Regions from separate parts of the Homo sapiens genome. Here region 1 is linked to region 2. The links are chromatin contacts, found by Hi-C or POLR2A ChIA-PET in ENCODE. All regions are on one chromosome and are shown on one strand. Each heading gives the region's core, a stretch centred on a gene start or an enhancer-like site at or near the end of the contact. The rest is flanking DNA. Distances are from core to core; before and after follow the strand shown. Region 1 holds the start of ATG14 (autophagy related 14). Region 2 overlaps FBXO34 (F-box protein 34).

The links. Hi-C counts contacts between places; a loop is a spot of excess contacts on that map. ChIA-PET counts read pairs that join two places held with the same protein, here RNA polymerase II (POLR2A). Pooled maps may share reads with other maps.
Region 1: a loop to region 2 is called in a pooled map, with 2.1 times the contacts of the local background. The contact joins the promoter of ATG14 here to the enhancer-like site in region 2. A Hi-C loop is called at or near these places in 1 of 168 maps with a recorded cell type or tissue (posterior cingulate gyrus), 1 of 37 single-sample maps with no recorded cell type and 8 of 50 pooled maps. POLR2A ChIA-PET finds 5 or more read pairs at or near these places in 9 of 52 experiments (CD4-positive, alpha-beta T cell, CD8-positive, alpha-beta memory T cell, MCF 10A and 4 more).

Annotation. Positions count from the first base shown.
Region 1 is chr14:55,409,655-55,413,092 of GRCh38, reverse strand. It overlaps ATG14 (autophagy related 14), which reads left to right and starts at 1,263. Exons shown (of 10, transcript NM_014924.5): 1 at 1,263-1,491. The coding sequence starts at 1,271. It also overlaps a transcript of FBXO34 not described here. RefSeq lists a silencer at 974-1,273.
Region 2 is chr14:55,325,621-55,329,035 of GRCh38, reverse strand. The region is part of intron 1 of FBXO34 (F-box protein 34); the gene reads right to left. Among named protein-coding and RNA genes, the nearest start is that of FBXO34-AS1, 55 kb to the right of the region's middle. RefSeq lists enhancers at 344-845, 1,655-1,794. Within about 2 kb of position 1,660, at least 3 of the 41 ENCODE cell types and tissues checked have a DNase peak (open chromatin) inside an H3K27ac peak, as active enhancers do; they include CD4-positive, alpha-beta T cell, where a contact is called at or near this core.

The sequences.
Region 1 (3,438 bases), core at 14-2,513, 84 kb before region 2:
AATTTTTGCTTTTGCTTGTTTTTGTAATCCTACGTGATTTGTATTTAAAAAGACTGGGTAAGATTAAGAAGACGGAGGAGCAAAGGGCTCAGATTCAAGACCTAATTAGCTTGTAGAATCACCAGTTTTCGATGGTGATGTGGAGATTAACAGGGAGGGACGGGCTAATATGAATCATGGCTCTTGGCTGTAAATCATCAGTGATTACGTCCTTTACCAAAGTAAGAAAACAGGTTTGTAGGGAGGCAGAAGTCAGTTTCCAACACTTTGAGTTTGTGGTGTCCTGGAATGTCACCTGATACCTAGTAAGTAGTTCTGGATCTTTGGGTATGGAACTTGAGAAAGGAATCCTGGCTAGAGAGAGAATTCAGGGCAGTTTATCAGTAGATAGCCTAGTAAAATCATCCTTGAGAATCACTGGTCTATTTAATCTCACCTATAAACTCACTTTTCTCTGTAGTTTAGAGGCATATTCAAACACTAATTACTCTGATATGATCCTCCCAACACATCACCTTATATATCCCCTATCCACCAAAAGAAACTTGAAGGGAAGTCCTAACCATCTACCTAGTTCAAATTCTCTTAGAGCATGGCCCAGGGTAGGGAAGGTACGTTAGCCACGTGATTAACTTTTCAGAAGGATACAATTCTGATTTTGCACGTTCACTTTGGTTGTTTTCACTATTGGTAAAGTATAATACTATTAACCATATTAATCCTCACGGCATTAGATGGGTACTATAATTCTATCCATTTAACACGAGAGAACAGGCGCAGAGAGATTAAGGAACTTGCCCCAAGTCACACAGCTATTAAGCAGGTGAGTGAGCCAAAATTCAACCTAGTTCCAAGACCCAGCCCCTTCACCCTACTTTGTTTGCTGTAGTTTAGCCAGATTTTAAAGCATCCACAGCAAGTTAAATTCCCTTATTCCGCTCCCATTCCGTTTTCCCAGAATCCTTAGGGTATGGTATTACAATTTTCTGCACAAGTTTGAGGCTTTAACTCGTAGTCTTGGCCTGAGCCAGCAGATGACATTTTGTTTGGCCGACTAGCCCCTCTAATATAACTCTCCCCCTGCTTCGGGACCTGTTGCCCCTCAGCAGACCGGAAAAACAACAGTGCCCGGGACAGGAACACGCGGCGGCGGAGGGGTCCGGGGGCTCGCCGGCATCCCAGCCCCCCTTCCCCAGGCCCCTCCTCCTGGCCCAGAATGCACCCGGTTGAAAACAAAATCCCACGTGACTGGCTCTCCTCTCAGGCCATCATGGCGTCTCCCAGTGGGAAGGGAGCCCGGGCGCTGGAGGCTCCTGGCTGCGGGCCCCGGCCGCTCGCCCGGGACCTGGTGGACTCCGTGGACGATGCGGAGGGGCTGTACGTGGCTGTGGAGCGCTGCCCGCTGTGCAACACTACCCGCCGGCGGCTGACCTGCGCCAAATGCGTTCAGAGCGGCGATTTCGTCTACTTCGACGGCCGCGACCGGGAGAGGTACGGCGGCCGCCACGGCCCTATTGTTTCTTCTGCTGTGTGTCCTCCAGCCAGGCAGCCGAAGGCTGGAACCTGGGGCTCCCCGTCCGGGCACCAGATACCAGCGAGAGGAGCGAGAGAGAGGGAGTGTAGCTAGCTGCTCTGCACCGGAGCTTTGCTACCAGAGGACAGCGTAGGGGCCAGATGAGGGAAGGTCGCCGTTTCCCCATCACCCACCCAAGAGGAGTTTGACCCCACGGTGCTCTTGGTCACTGGGGAAAAAAGGAATAAGTGGTGACTCTCTGGAGAAGTTTTCCCGTTGCTGCCATTAAGTTAGATTCCCAGCTCTTTGCTGTATGTACTCCCATTCAAAAGCTTGGCTTTCTATTTTCGAAAGCATATTTATACTCATTCTCTAGAGGAGAGAGTAGAAGAGAATCAAATAACTGCTTTAGAGGGATTTGGGCCTGGTAGTCTGTCACAGATGGACTTTGTTATCAGACATGCTTACTCTAATGTGTGAATTGAGGCTTGCTGTTAACGCCCCTTTCCCCTCCCTGCCTCTAAAGATTATTTTAGATTCTTAGGAATTTGGGAACGTGTTTTGGCCTTGTTTTAAAATTCAGATTGGGAGCTGCATGCTTTTAGTTAAGAGAATTGCCTTTAGGAAAATGTTTTGGTTTCATTTCGAAATCTAAACAGCTACAAGTTCTTGGTTAAGAAAATTGAAAAATTAGTGTGATTAGCTGCAGGATCTCCCACTCTCAACTTATGTTTCAACAATTTAGTGTCAATGATAGTCAATGATAGTAAGATAGCTAGCATTCTGAGCACAAAAATTCAGGTATTAATTCATTCGCAACAACCGAATGACTTATCCCCAACTTATTAGGAAGCTGCACAGTAAGTGCTTTGCCCCAGGTCACACAAATAGTTAAGTGTTGGTACAAGAATTAAAATTCAGACAGCTTGGACCTATGTACCCGCACTTAACCACTAGACTTTATATCCTCTATATTTGGGAATGTTTTGAGTTCTTAGTATTTCTGTGATCGTGGATGGAGTTCTTTCCTTTCTCTTTTGAGGAGGTTTGAATGACAAACTCTTTTTTAGTTTTGTTGCTGTGTCTTATTGGTGCTCTTGATGACTTTAGAAACTGCTTATGTAGTAAGTGATAGCTTTAAAAATTAAACCAGTTATAAGAATACGGGGTATGAGATGGAAATGTCTAACTGATGGAGTGAATCGAGGATTTGGTTCTGGACCTTCTTGTCTGTCTACACGTTTTACTATGTCTATTCACATAATTTAAATACCATCTATATGCTTAAGACTGCCAGACTTGTATCTCCAACCTAGTCTTCTCTAAAGTCCAGAAAACAGCTGCTTATTCAACATCAATATTTTTAGATTTGTAATAGATATCTTCATTTTAATATGGCAAACTGAACTCCTTGTTTTCCATCATAAATCTGTTTTCCCATGCTCATCCCAACCCAGTAAATGTCAATCTCATTGTTCCTTTGGTTCAGGCTAAAAAACCTTTCAGTTCTCCTTGACTCCTCTCTTAACCCAACTCTGTTTAGTCCCATCAACAAATCCCATCTACTCTTCAAAACTTATCTTACAACAAATCCCATCTACTCTTCAAAACTTATCTTAAATCTTACCCTTTCACCATCACCTGGTCCAATCTACCAGAGACATAAACTTATTTCCTCTTATGTCTCTGCTTCCGTCCTTGCTCCCCTTTTGTACAATTTCCATATTGCAGCCACAGTTATGCTACTCCTCCATTTCTGTTCAAATCTTCCAGTGGTTTTTCACTTTACCCAAAGTAAAAGCTGGAGTCCTTAACCAAAGTTCTATATTATCTGTTCCTCTGATTTAATCTCCTATTATTTTCTCCCTTACCTAATCTGCTGTGCCACTGTGGCCTCCTTGTCTGTCCTCAAACATACCAAGAAC
Region 2 (3,415 bases), core at 411-2,910:
TTGATTGATACACGGGGGGGACAATTTGAGTAAAATGGGAACTGTTTGCTAATGTACTATACTTTCTGTGAAGAATACTAGGTACACATACACAAAGGCATACAGCTGGACCCAGCCCCATGGGAATACAAAATGCACACATGCTTACATCTTAAACATCATTTTGAAAACACAGGCATCAAACACACACCCTATCATACTGTTTTCCTGGAAAATTTAAAATATCCTGTGAGTTCACTGCAATACCCCAGGGCACCTCAAACAGTTTAGGAATGAATACCCCGACTGGATCTCACAGCTCTAAACATTACCTACGTGTTTCTCCAAGTGGCTAACCCAAACCTCTCTCCAGGACTACAAGTTTGTATACAGTAGTTTATCCTTATCCATGGTTTTGGTTACCCAAGGTCAACCATGGTCCAAAAATAGTAAATGGAAAATTCCAGAAACAATTAAGTTATCAATTGCACCCCATTTGTAGAAGTGTGATGAAATCTCTGCTCCATCCCATGCAGGATGAGAATCATTCCTTTGTCCAGGGCATCCACGCTGTCTAGGCTTCCCAATGTGTTAGTCACTCAGTAGCTCAGTAGCTATCTCTAGGGATCAGCTCTATTGTTACGGTGCTTGTGTTAAGGTAACCCTTATTTTACTTAATAATGGCCCTAAAGCGCAAGAGTAGTGATGCTGGCCAATTCACATATGCCAAAGAGAAGCCTTATAGTGTTTCCTTCAAGTGAAAAGATCAAAGTTCTCGACTTTATAAACAAAAAACATCGGCCAGGTATGGTGGCTCATGCCTTAATCCCAGCACTTTGGAATGCTGGGGCAGGTGGATCACTTGAGGTCAGGAGTTCGAGACCAGCCTGGCCAACATGGCAAAACCCCATCTCTACTAAAAATACAAAAAAATTAGCCGATCATGGTGGGACACACCTGTAATCCCAGCTACTCTACTCGGGAGGCTGAGGCACGAGGCAGAACTTGGGAGGCGGAGGCAGGAGAACTGCTTGAACCCAGGAGGCGGAGGCTCCAGTGAGCTGAGACCACCACCACACTCCAGCCTGGGTGATGGAGTGGGAGTCTGTCTCCAAAAAAAAAAAAAAAAAAAAAAAAAAAAAAAAAAACCAACAACAACAAAGAAAATCATATGACGAGGTTGCTAAGATCTGTGGTAAGGATGAATCTTCTGTCCATAAAATTGCGAATGAAAAAAGATTTCGTGCACAATATATATAGGGTTTGGCACTACCCAAGGTTTCAGGAATCCACCGGAGGCCATGGAACGTATCCTCCAAGGATAAGAGGGGCTACTGTCTATTCGAAATCTCCACTTGGATGTCAAGCACCTTAAACTCAACATGTCCAAAGTAAAAATCCTGATTCCCTATGCACTTTCCAGTACTACTCTCCAAAATCTTTCCTATTTTAGTAAACAGCAACATTTTTTTCCCAATAGCTAATGCTATTGGAAAATGACTCCATTTTCCTCTCACAAACCACATATGCAAATCCTGTTGGCTCTATCTTCAAAATATATTCAGAATAAACTACAACTCACCACCTCCACTGCTACTACCCTGTTTTAAGTCACCACCATTTCTCACCTGCACTTTGCTTCTACTCTCAAACTCCGCAGGCAGAGTGATCTTATAAAAGGGGAAGTTCCATCATCTCATTTTCTGTACCACACCCTTCAATGGTTTCTAAGATGCCCCCTCTCTTTCTCATGTTCTACTCAAATCTCTCCCTTTTGCTTACTCTGCTCCAATGAGACATCTTGCTGCTTCTGGAACACACAAAGCACAATCCCACCTCAGAGCCTTTACATGTTGTGGTTCCCTCTGCTCCTTCCCCAGATATTTACCCGTGTCACTCTTTTGCATCCTGCAGGCTTTTGCTCAATGTCATCTTAGAGAGGCACTCCCTGACTGTCCTCATATAGTACTATTCCCCACACTCCCTATTCCCCTTTTTCCTTGCTATACATTCTCTGCAGCACTTTTTTCCCCCTTTCTGACATGTGTCCATGGTACATCTCTCTCCACTAGATCATCTGTTCTGAGACAACAGACTTAGTTTTGTTCACTGCCATATTTAACAGGCCCAAAATAATAACGTTATACACACTCAAATACAGAATAAAAATTATACCAGCTGTTTTAGGAAGTAAAATTATACCAACTGTTTTGTCCTCATTAACATCAAAACATCCCTAAAGTTTGTATTATTGAGAGTTTTCTATCCTGCATTTGAAATTCTCTCCTTCTCCTAAAAATAAAATGTAATGCTCTTTTTGATCATCGTATCCATAAACAAGAGATCTGACTAATCCAAAACGAATTATACTTTGATTTTCCTGGACTCTTAAATTCTATTCATAAGCTAAGAAACTAGATTGCCCTCTATTACGAGCTACTGGGAAATTTATTTCTTACGCTCTCTAAAAATCATTTTTGGACAGCAAGTCTCACATCTTGATCTATGATTTTTTCCTCCTCACCAAACCTGCTCCTCCAGACTTTAGCTTCAAACACAACTGCTAAGGAAAATCTCTAAGATGTAGGCCCCAAACAACCTTGTCCCACAGCAAGACCTAAGAAAAGGCACTTCAAAATCTAACACAACATATTTAGACCAAAGATTACCTGCAGCCCTCACCTAGGCAACTCGGCCGAAGTCTAAAAAAGCACATTTTACTTCTGCCTCATTTAATTATCTAGTCCCCCAGATCTTCCCTACTAGTTGTCTTTAATGTGAATGGGGAGAAAGGGGAGGAGACAGAGGGAGGGAAATGGACCTTAATAGGAAGCTGTGTGATTATCTTCAGAAATAAAGACTGGATTTGTTTCAGAGCTTTGTAATATGACAGAACCTCAACTCGGGGGATTTTACTTCCTCTACAAACTATCTCAGCTGTGCTTTGTGTATGCTAAGGATGTTTAGAAACACCTTGAATAGGCCATGCTGTCAAGTGTACAAAAAAGGTATTTGGATTGTTTTAGATCCTGAAACCAATGGACCAGAATCCTGCCCCACTTCAAGAATGAGTTGGCTCCTTGTTACCACGGTAATAAGCGCCCCATGAATGGGGATAATTTGCCACTTTGCTGAAAATTCAAGCATTCTATAGTTTTGGTTTTTTAACTGAGAAACGAGGTGGGAGGAGCAGCAGAACCAATTATAGAGTACATTTAAACAACACGTAAAGGAGTGTGTTTCTTGATTCTGAATAACAAGATTTTAAATCGTTTAGTTTACAGCCAGGCATGGTGGCTCACGCCTGTAATCCCAGCACTCTGGGAGGCCGAGGTGGGCGGCTCACCTGAGGTCGGGAGTTCAAGACCAGCCTGACCAACATGGAGAAACCCCATCTCTACTAAAAATACAAAATTAGCCGGGCGTGGTGGCACAT